2 separate regions of the Mus musculus genome follow, and region 2 is linked to region 1. The links are chromatin loops, found by intact Hi-C in ENCODE. Cell type or tissue: left cerebral cortex. All regions are shown on one strand. Links, peaks and the distances in the headings refer to the core of each region. The heading gives the core; the rest is flanking DNA. Region 1 overlaps Hdac9 (histone deacetylase 9). Region 2 overlaps Hdac9 (histone deacetylase 9).

Evidence for each region. Peaks named below come from ENCODE experiments on the same cell type or tissue, not always from the same donor. Only the 100,000 strongest peaks of a DNase experiment are listed, where the experiment ranks them.
Region 2: it touches region 1 in a loop (2.9-fold over the local background); 3 of 42 quality-filtered maps call a loop at or near these places.

The regions. Positions count from the first base shown.
Region 1 is chr12:34,662,129-34,667,517 of GRCm38, reverse strand. All of the region lies in intron 3 of Hdac9 (histone deacetylase 9), which reads left to right. Among named protein-coding and RNA genes, the nearest start is that of Gm46347, 120 kb to the left of the region's middle. In left cerebral cortex, for the core only: a CTCF peak has its summit at 2,580 (motif pointing left); a DNase peak (open chromatin) is centred at 2,567.
Region 2 is chr12:34,781,103-34,786,491 of GRCm38, reverse strand. The region is part of intron 3 of Hdac9 (histone deacetylase 9); the gene reads left to right. It overlaps Gm46347 (a long non-coding RNA gene), which reads left to right. Exons shown (of 2, transcript XR_001780600.1): 1 at 1-5,389. Among named protein-coding and RNA genes, the nearest start is that of Gm46347, 4.0 kb to the left of the region's middle. In left cerebral cortex, for the core only: a CTCF peak has its summit at 355 (motif pointing left); a DNase peak (open chromatin) is centred at 2,702.

The DNA of each region.
Region 1 (5,389 bases), core at 205-5,204:
GCTTAGTTTTTCTGCCAAGGGCAACCCTTCCGTTTATTTTAGTCACATCTTAGGATGGGCACCTTTTCCTCTCTCTGGTAGTACCAGTTCTTTGTGGCATCTTGGATCCTCAGGAACTGCCATGCCAGTTTTCTCTGGGATGTTTCTGCTCCCCCTGCTAACGAGCACCTTGCTGCTGCCTGTTGCTTTATGTTTGGGCTTTTTGTTTTTCACTTGCCTCTGTCTCTGACTGTCTTTGTTTATAGGAGTCTGCTGAGGGCTGTTGGTTTCCACTTGCTGACGAATATTTCAGTGCATCAGATTAGAACTATGTGTCATATAAAATTGATAACTGTATCTATGTAGCCAGTATCCATTCTCTTAAAAATTATACTTTAAATGATTTCTCTATTTTTCCATTGTTTAAAGTAGAATGGAAAAAAGGTTAGTGATCCTAAGTAGACAGTGAAGACTTCTGACTGATGACCACTTTTGTATTGTAAGAATAAGGTTCTATCTGCCATTCTCTTCTGTGATGTGTGATGTCAGGAAACTGAGTTATTTCATCCCTACCCTTCTATTCTCTCATCTATAAAATATCTATTATAGTTATGCTTTCTCTCATTTCCAATTTCAAGAACACTATAAAGCTCTGGATGAATACATATAACTATTTATATATTCCTCTCTTTATAATGTTGTGTTTTATCATTATTTTAGGGGGTAAACTGAAGAGCTTTCTTACTCCAAAATGTATATCTACTTCATTGAACTTCTGTTTCTATTAAATAATCTAAATGTTTATACAGAACAGGAGAGAAAGACCATATGTCTTTATATAAAGACAGCAAATATTTTTTTCTGTTGTTAATGTTTCTATTTTGTTTGTTTCTTCATTTATTTCTAAAACAGAGTGTAACTATGTGACCCAACCTGCCTTTGTGCCTGATATGTTCAGCTCTGCTGAAATCCATGTTCACTTTAAACACAAGGTTGTTCAGAAAGTGCTGTTCACAGTAAAGTAAGAGCAGGGAGTCCCAGGTACCCATGCAGATTGGTCTTGCTGCTCATAGCTCTACTGTACTTGCATTTCAGAAATCTACAAGAAAGGAATTGCATGTTTGACCATGACTACCTGAAGCTTTTTAGAGGTAGCAAGTGCATTTAAACAGATTTACATGCTATACCATAAATATGTGCACCAAAATATTACAATACACCCCATAATAACTATAATTTTATAACTTCATGTGTCAGTATTTGTCTTAAAACTGCATTTAAATTCAAATAAAGTAGACTATGTTTAACATTTTAAAAAAAAGATTTATTTCTTTATTTTATGTGTATGAGTACACCATTGCTCTCTTCAGACACAGCAGAAGAGGGCATCAGATCCCATTATGGATGGTTGTGAGCCACCATGTGGTTTCTGGGAATTGAACTCAGGATCCCCAGAAGAGCAGTCGGTGCTCTCAACAGCTGAGCCATCTCTCCAGCCCTAACTTTTTTAAAGATCTAGAAAAATATAAAAAAGAAATAAATTTCTACCTTGTTTTATACCTCTTTTCCTGTCTCTACATTTTTTCATTTGATTCAAGCAAAGTGATTTAATGTATATTTGATCTATACTATATCTCCTTTTTCTTAAGGAAAAATTTTTCCTCAGTAAGTTAACAGTTTTATATGTATTTATTTTTACTAAGATGAATCATAGTTTTATTTTACTAAAAGTGGGAAAATATTGTGTTTATCTTCATGAGCCTACTAATCCGATAAACAGTTTAATATGGTCTAAAAATTGGTCAGAGCAACCCTATTTTATTCAGTTAACTATTGAATCGAGTCCTGACCAAATTCCGTGTGTATTTTCTAGAACTTCTGCATCAGAATATCTTTGAATAGGAAGGATCTGAACAGGGTTCCATCCTAGAGAAGGCCAGGTCAGAAAGCAACTGAGTGTACTCGCCCTGGCCTGTGTCCTGAAGATGTGGACAGTAGGGTTTTAATCAGATACTTAGGTAATTCCCCCATCTGAAAAGGTACTCTTCTTAAAGTCAGAATTCCTGTTTTGTAGACTGTATCCATTCTGTAATTTCACTTTTTGTAGAATGCACATGCCATGTTGAGTTGAAACTGTATATACAGGAACACATTTATTCTGTTGCTGGATATCTTTGCTGGCCTCTTTATTGTTCTCAGAAATGTCTCCTTCCTGTGTGTGGAAGTTGTTAATTCTTGCAGATCAGGCTAATCCTTCGTCCCTCTCATGTGTTAGAACAGGGTCTGATTCAGAGGCTGTAGACAACAGGAGGTTAAAGCCAGCGCCCTCTCCCTATAAGAATTACTGGGTTAGCAGAGAAGCACCTCTTAGTTTATTGTACTCTGGGACTTTTCATAGAAAGAGGTGAATATGTTCTTCTCAAGATGAATGCATCAGGTCATTTTTTTTCTTTTTCCTCTCAGGCTAAAATGTTCTATCAGCCCCTTGTTTTGACCTTATAACCATCACCTGTCTCAGCCCATCTTTCCTGATTGGTGCGTCATTCAGCCTGTTCCTTCACTTATGTTTTGAGGATTTGACTCCCCCTGGTGGCTCCTGGCGTCATGAGTCAGGGCTTCTTTTCACTTAGGGTTCTCTTAAAAAGGCTCAAAGAGCAGCGTTCATGTTCCAAATGCTGCAGCAATCTCTTGAGACTTAAGGTAGGTTTTCCAAAGTTTTTAGGAAGTCATTTCCCCTCTAAGAGTTTGCCAAAGGAGACTAGAGTAGACCAATGCTAATTTCGTACATACAGAAGAGACATTCTGAGTTCGTGAATACTAAACGTAATTGGTTTAATTACAAATCATTTGCTAAAAAAAGTTATGTTCTCATCCATAATTAAGAAAGTTTCTTTCATCCTCCTAAAATAGCAGTAATTGTGTTATAAAAAAGGAAACGAAAATGTTTGCATCGAAAAAGAATCCATAAAATGTTTGAAATTGATAGTTTGATGTGGCAATACATTAAATGAGATGATTTCAAAATACATTTAATTTGACAGCGCTCAGAGACAGGCAGTCCTCATCAGCATTCTTCTTTGTGGCTGCTTCAACATAAAAGAATTGTGGCCATTTAGATCTCAGAAATTGTCACTTTCTGTTTTAACTTTTATAGCCCTGCATTTATTTGAAGTGTCAACTTCTATCTCTCATTTTTCTTTTCCTTTCTACCATTAAGTTGAATTAAAGAATGGGTGTGAATGTCTTACGAAGACCCTTCTCTTTAGTTTGAAGAAGAGTTTGTTCTTTCTCTTGTCGTGAAAATGCCTTTTTCATTTAAATTAGAAATAGAACATTGGATAGACTCTTAACAAACTGTCCTATCTAAAAACGTTAGATGATTGCTTCTTATTAGCAATAGTTAATGGAGTTATTTTCCTACCTGCATTTGAAAAGGACCTGCTAACATTCATTGCAATCTCACAGCAAGAGCAGGTTGAAGTTTCCCATTGTTATCTGGGAACCCAGAGGTAAGAGTTCGGGGCTTTGATTTGTTAGGTCTCTTCTGCTTTTGTTTGTTTGTTTGTTTTTTGCGTCCTGAGTCACTCATTTGGTGTCTCTTCCTGTTTTTCAAAGTCTCCCCAATTTCTGTTAACTGATGGGCTGCTGTGTTTTACATGTGTGCCACCCAATAGGACATGACTTAGCCTCCTCCCAGTGGCTTTGGAGGAAGGCAAGGGATGTGGGATGTCCTCAGATCACCAGGGCATATCTCCTAGAAGGTTGTGATACCTCTGTCTCTCAGGATTTCTGCTGCTGGTCCCTGTATTTCCTGCAACACCTGCTCCTTGGAAAGTTGTCCTGGAAACTCTCTCTTTTTTTTTTTTTCTTTTTGTTTTGACTTTTCTCTTTTTTTCATTTTATTAGATATTTTCTTTATTTACATGTCAAATTTTTATCCCCTTTCCTCATTTCCCCTCCGAATACCCCACTAGCCCATTCCCCCTCCCCATGCTCACTAAACCACCCATTTCCACTTCCCTGTCCTGACATTCCCCTACACTGTGGCATCGAGCCTTCACAAGGCCAAGGACCTCTCCTCCCATTGATTCCAGACAAGGCCATCCTCTGATACATATATGGCTGAAGCCTTGAGTCACTCCATGTGTACTCTTTGGTTGATGGTTTAGTCCCTGGGAGGTCTGGGGGTACTGGTTGGTTCATATTGTTGTTCCTGCTATGGGGCTGCAAACTCCTTCAGTTCCTTGAGTTCTTCCTCTAGCTCCTCCACTGGGGACCCTGTGCTCAGTCTAATGGATGGCTGTGAACTTCCACTTCTGTATTTGTCAGGCACTGGCAGAGCCTCTCAGGAGACAGCTATATCAGGCTACTGTCAGCAAGCACTTGTTGGCATCCACAATAGTGTCTGGGTTTGGTAACTGTATATGGGATGGATCACCAGGCAGGACAGTCACTGGATGGCCTTTCCTTCAGTCTCTGCTCCGAACTCTGTCTTTATATCTCCTCTCATAGGCTTTTCTAAGAAGGACTGAAGCATCCACACTTTGGTCTTCCTTTTTCTTGAGCTTCATGTGGTCTGTGAATTGTATCTTGGGTATTCTGAACATCTGGGCTAATATCCAGTTATCAGTGAGTGCATACCATGTAGGCCCAAGAACTAGGGCTGATCTCTCTTTACTTCAGAACTGCTAGCTTTTTATAATTTGTCTTGGCTACTTTGTTGTGATAACATACTAGACTAACATAGGGGGAATTCATGTGAGAGTCTGTGACAAATCATAATAGGATCCCTCTTAGGAAAGTTAATTTTCTTTTTAACATCTTACCATAGGCAGGAGGGTTAAAAACAAAACCAAAAACAAACAAAACCTATAGCTCATATTTGCTCTCTGTATCATACTGACTAAATGTTTTATACTGCTTCTTTATAGAGCAAACTAAACAGAGTAATTCACCATGTTAGTGCAATGCCCCCCGCCCCCCAGGCCAGTCCCAGTTAACAGCACTACAAAGTCTTTGCTCCACCCGACAATTGCCAGAATACACAGCTGTGAGTATTTTAAACACATATTAAAAAGTTTCCAAATGAAGATGGTTTCCCCTCTCTTCCCAGAAAGGAAAGGAAAATGAGCAGTCGCCGGTCACACTTTTTGCTCGGTTGCTAAGCCATAAAATACTGAGTAAGATGCCCTGACACTATGACAATCTGAACAGGACTTTTTGAGGATGCTTAGCCAGGGGTCACTTTATAAGACTGTATAGGGATGGTCTGTCTTTAAGCGTCCTTCGGTAGACATTGACACGAAATGTAATGGAAAAGGAAGTCCAACAGCTTCCATGTGAATTGTGCTTACTCTTATTCTGCTCAAATAATCGTGGATCTAAAGCAGCCGTTCTCAACCGTTCCAAT
Region 2 (5,389 bases), core at 206-5,205, 120 kb before region 1:
ATATTGGATTGATACAAATAGAGCTGTATATTACACATTATGCATGTTTATTAAACATATGTAAATATGTATACTTATACAAAGAATCATTTATACAAATAGAGTTGTTAAGGCAATACTTATTTTAGATTTCCATATGCCTTAAGTATAAATTATTCCTTAGAAGATTTTATCATTTTAAAATTTATTTACCTATCAGTATTACATTAGAAAGTGGGCTGGCAAGATGGCTCAGCACATAAGAGCACTGACTGCTCTTCCTGAAGGTCTTGAGTTCAAATCCCAGCTACTACATGGTGGCTCACAAACATCTGTAATGAGATCTGACGCCCTCTTCTGGTCCCTCTGAAGACAGCTACAGTGTACCTATGTATAATAATAAATAAAATCTTTGGGCTGGAGCAATCTGGGACTGAGCAAGCAGGGCTGACCGAAGAGAGCAGAGGTCCTAAAGTTTAATTACCAAAATTCACACGAAGGCTCACAACTATCTACATAACTACAGTGTACTCATATACATTAATAAATAAATCTTTTAAAAAAAAGACAGTTTTTTCATAGATAAGAAAATAGAGCTGATGAATTTGCATAGAAACACACACACACACACTACACACACACTACACACACACCTCTACTCACTCAAATAAACATTCTTCCATCCTTACAGAAACACCACACACACAGAGACACGCATACCTACTCACCCAAACAAACATGCTCCCACTCTCACACCAACATCACACACACACACACACACACACACACACACACACACACACACACACACACACACACACACACACACAAACTACAAAACTGGAATTTACTCTTGAAAAATCATCTCTGTTTGTGATTTTTCATGTCAGTTGCCAGATTTTTATTATTTGTTTCCCTATTTCAACATCATTAAGTGTATAATTTAAACTATTTGCTGTAAATATTTACAAACCTTATGTCTTACCTATGCTGTGATTTTTATTGTACAAGTACCCAAAGGTTGATATTCACACGCTGTTCTTTTTGCTTGTGGCTTCCACATTCACTTGCAGAATCAAGAGTTCAGTATCACCAAAACTTTAAGATTATTATACAAGCAACAAAATCTCCTTTAATATTTCCACATTTTTGTTTAAAAAAATCTCATACTCCTTAATTGACAGGAAGTTTACTTGCCTTATTATCATCTGATAATACATTAATTTATCTTGCAAGGGCCTCTAAAATTTATAAATGACTCCCTGTTTTTAATATAGTACTTGCCTTATGCTTGTCTGGTATTATAGTGCTTAAGTTACATTGATCAAGCACCACATGAATTAAGTTTCACTGGTTTTTAGAATACTTTATTTTTATGCTTTTGAAGGGAAGATTTCCTCATTATTTTTCTTTTAAAAAAATCTAATGACTGTTATTGAAAGTGTTTCCTTCCAGAATCAATATCTTAACTTCAGGGTAAAAATTTTCCCTTCAAAGGACTTTATAATTATACTATTGGTGATAGTACAGTTAGTAGTCCTGTTCTACTGACCTCTCTCTGTATATAGTGCTATATGCCTCTTTGTTCACATTTTAAATAAATTGTGGAGTTGACTTGTAGATTTTCAACATTCTATTCTAAGTATATTCTTATGTTACATATGAATTGTCCCAATCATTATTGAAATGTATGTTGTCTTGATAGCAGGTGTGAATTGTCAATAATATTTAAGAAGAAAACTTGAATGCTTTTCTCATTCATAACCTCTTTTTGTGCTCTCAGTATCATCAAGCAAAGACTGTTCTGTGTGCCAAAGACAATGACGAATGAGTTGTCAGCATCTGAATGTCTAGTCTTCTATACACATGGTTCATGCTTATTGGCAGATTGCTTTCTGTACATCCATCTCAAATTACATCTAGAACAATAATGGTTGTTCAGGGGCCATACTTCTCCAAAAGCAAGCTTGAAGTCACAAAGTACTCCAGAAATAGACAGAAGGCCACCTTTAAGTTGTCAGTGTAGACTGACTTGTATCATGAGCTTGGTTTCCCTCCAGTTTTAGCCTTGTGCGGCTTGTGGGAAGGGCTGGCATTCTCTGGGTTCAGTGGAGCCGAGGTGCACATGTGAGGCTCCTTCCTAGTGTTCCTCTCATCACTGCTCTGTCACAGACCACCAAGGGAAGGGAGGGCTTTCTGTGCAAAGTGTGATCAAGATCTGTAGAAATAGAAGTGAGTGGAGAGTTTATTAGAAATGGGATTTCTAAGGAAGTGTGAGAGTAGATCGTAATTACAGTAATGGAAGCCAGCCAGTGGAAGCCGGAAGCCGGAAGCCGGAAGCCGGAAGCCGGAAGGAGCAGAAAGAATGATGAAGGTTAGATTAACAGGTCAACACAAGTGACATTGAATTAAAACACCGCCCCCCCCCCCACACACACACCAAACTGCCCAGGAAATTGAAAGGTGGTAAAAATCACTGATACAAGTCCTTCCTTGGCTAACAAAACCAAGCCAAACCTCCTGATCCTTTTTAAACCACTCTGTAGCTATGTAAAGTTGTTGCCTTGCCTTCAGCAGGCCATGTTAGTTGTGTGTTTGGAAGGTTTCCTCACAGAACAGTGGACTACTTCATGGCCTGACTGAAAGTGAATAACAGAACTAGAGGGTTCCTGCTTCGTGCATTTCTGAAGCTTTCGTTTATCCTTATATAGGTGCACAGAGAAGTCGCACCCTGACCTCCAGAGTGACCGCAGGCTTCACGCTTGCACTACCCCTTTTTTTCTGAAGCTAAATTTGGAGCTTGCAAAACCTCCTGTTTAAAAATATCTCCCCAAAGTCTCCCGCTTACTGTTCATTTTGTTTCTGTCCTGTGAAACTCAGGTCCCCATTTATAATAATCTATGCAGTATTTTTCTCTATGTCAAAAATATAAAAGAACACGTTTGATCCATAACCCTTCAACATGCTTTCCATGATAGAATTATTGTCATAGACTGTTCTTCCATTCAGTCTAGAGACAAATCCTCTTAATGAGCTTAGCTGTGCTTCACAAATATACATGCATTCTTAAATACATTTGAGCCAACAAAAAATAGGCTGTGGACAGGCCTCACTTAGATACAAGAGACAAGCAATATCCTAGCAGACTTTTCCAACAGAGGATTTATATTTTTCTGTTAAGATTTCAGTTATATTCATATTATGAAACAGTGAGCTTGTTGTTTGATATGAAATATAAAGTCATCTAAGAGGCTGAATTCATCATTTTAAAATGGTATGCTTAAACAGAAAATAGAAATTCCATAAAATTTCCTTACAACATGTAGAATGTTGACATGTGTTCTTTTATGCTCATTAAGAATTTTAAATCAAAGATGAGAATACTGGAAACTCCCCATGTGTAGCAATTCATTAACCAAATATTCCATTTTCTAAGATGCCAGCTTACCTCCATCCATGTATGTTGAACTGTTCTTTCCATAGCACACTGTACTTTATAAACTGGACATGTTATGTTTAAAATAGCTTTTTTTGAACTACTTTCTAAATGTATAATATTTTCAACCAACTAATGGAGGAGAAAGATTTGCAAATTTGTGAACTCTTAATGTGCTAGATATTTTGTGTCCAATTTTGAATGTATTTAAATACCTTACCCTATCTTGTGCATGTCCAAGATATGTCTCAATGATATCAAGAGTTTAAAATTTACTAAGGTAATGATGTGTGGGTTATTTCAAGTAACTACAACTTAATTAGTGGCAGTAACGAAAAATACTGGATTTAATGATGGTATAGGTTCTAATTATATATCTGTTCTTTGTATATTACTCAATACACTTAATTATAAAGAACTGACTATTAGTAGGGTATATTAGACAATAAGACTAACATTAAAAATTACCATCAAAGGCAGTATATAGCTATACATTGATAATTTTGAGAGAATGCCTAGTAAAAATTACATGATGGTCTTATCTGATGTCTGAATAAACTACAAATCAATGAAAACAGAATGGTTGATGAGCTAACTAAGCAAAGCAGGGCCTGCGGATGGTTCTCCTGGTATCTGGGTCAGATAACAAGTGGACCTTTTAAACATACTGACCTTTCATATCTATAGGTCCCGTATCAGCAGATTCAACCAACACAGGATCAAAAGTAGGCCTATGACGATTGCAACTGTGCATGTTTCTGTAGACTCCATCTCATAGCTGTGCCCAAGCCTTACAGTGGTGCATGGTGGCAGTGTAGCACTATATTACCCATGATGCCTAGTGAGCTAAAGAATAAGGAAGGATGCTTAAAGTTATATACAGGTATCATTTTATGTGTAGATGTTGGCATCTGAGAACATTTTATAATATCCCCCATATAGCCAAGAATGACTACACTCAATCCCAGAGTGGGTAGAACTATTCCCCAGTTTCCAACACCTGACAACCCTTGTGTGTCCAAGCTGGGGTTTAGGAGAAAGGAAGTCTGGAGTACTGTGGAACTTAGCTTGACCTCAGAATTCAGTGGCAGTGTTCCTGAAGCTGAAGTAGTCAGGAGGGAGTTATGGCAAGAAGAAAGAGCTCTTGCACACCTGCCATGTGTGGAACTCAGCAGTTTTGTATAGCTGGCTATAGTCTAAACTGTGAGACAGACTGGAGAGGCACAGCAACATGAGCAGTGGCTAGTTCAGAGTGGGCTCTGAGTCACCGTCAGGTTGTGAATGCCTTTGGTTAGGAAGACTCAAAGGGTTTCAAGGATCATTCCATGTGCAGAAGGAGGGAAAGCTAGGCTCCAGAGACAAAGACCTGTCAGCGGTGTGCAAGGACCAGGTTGACGGAAAGGGCAGCGCTGAGCACCTGAGCAATTCTGTACATTTTGCCTTGAAGGGAAAACAGACATTAAGACTCGAGGATGTATGTTTACTTGAAATACTGCTGAGTGCATTTGTATGAAGCCAGGATACCTGTAAGTTTAATTAGATTTCTTATCTTTTGATATAAGCTCTAAGTACTTAAGTGTGTGTATATGTGTGTGTGTGTGTGTGTGTGTGTGTGTGTGTGTGTGTACGCACTCGAGCTCTGATAAATGCAGTTATGTAATAAATGTGCCCACAGGGTTTTTAAAGAACATAGAATGTTTCCTGCTTCTGTTTACTAGGTGATGCTGTTTATATCGCACATGTTCTCCGATTTATGGGAAAATGTTAGATTTTGCATTGCTGTAACAAATATCTTAGAGGAACAAATTCAAAGGAGGAGAAATATTCTCCATGGTTTCCCAGGTCTCAACTCATGCTTGATTGGCTCCAAAGTTTTTCAGGCACAGTGAGGCTGGTACTACCAGGGGAGGAGCAGTGGAGCAGGGGTTCACATGTGTGGTGGCTGAGAAAGGAGGCATCAGGGAGACAGAGTGG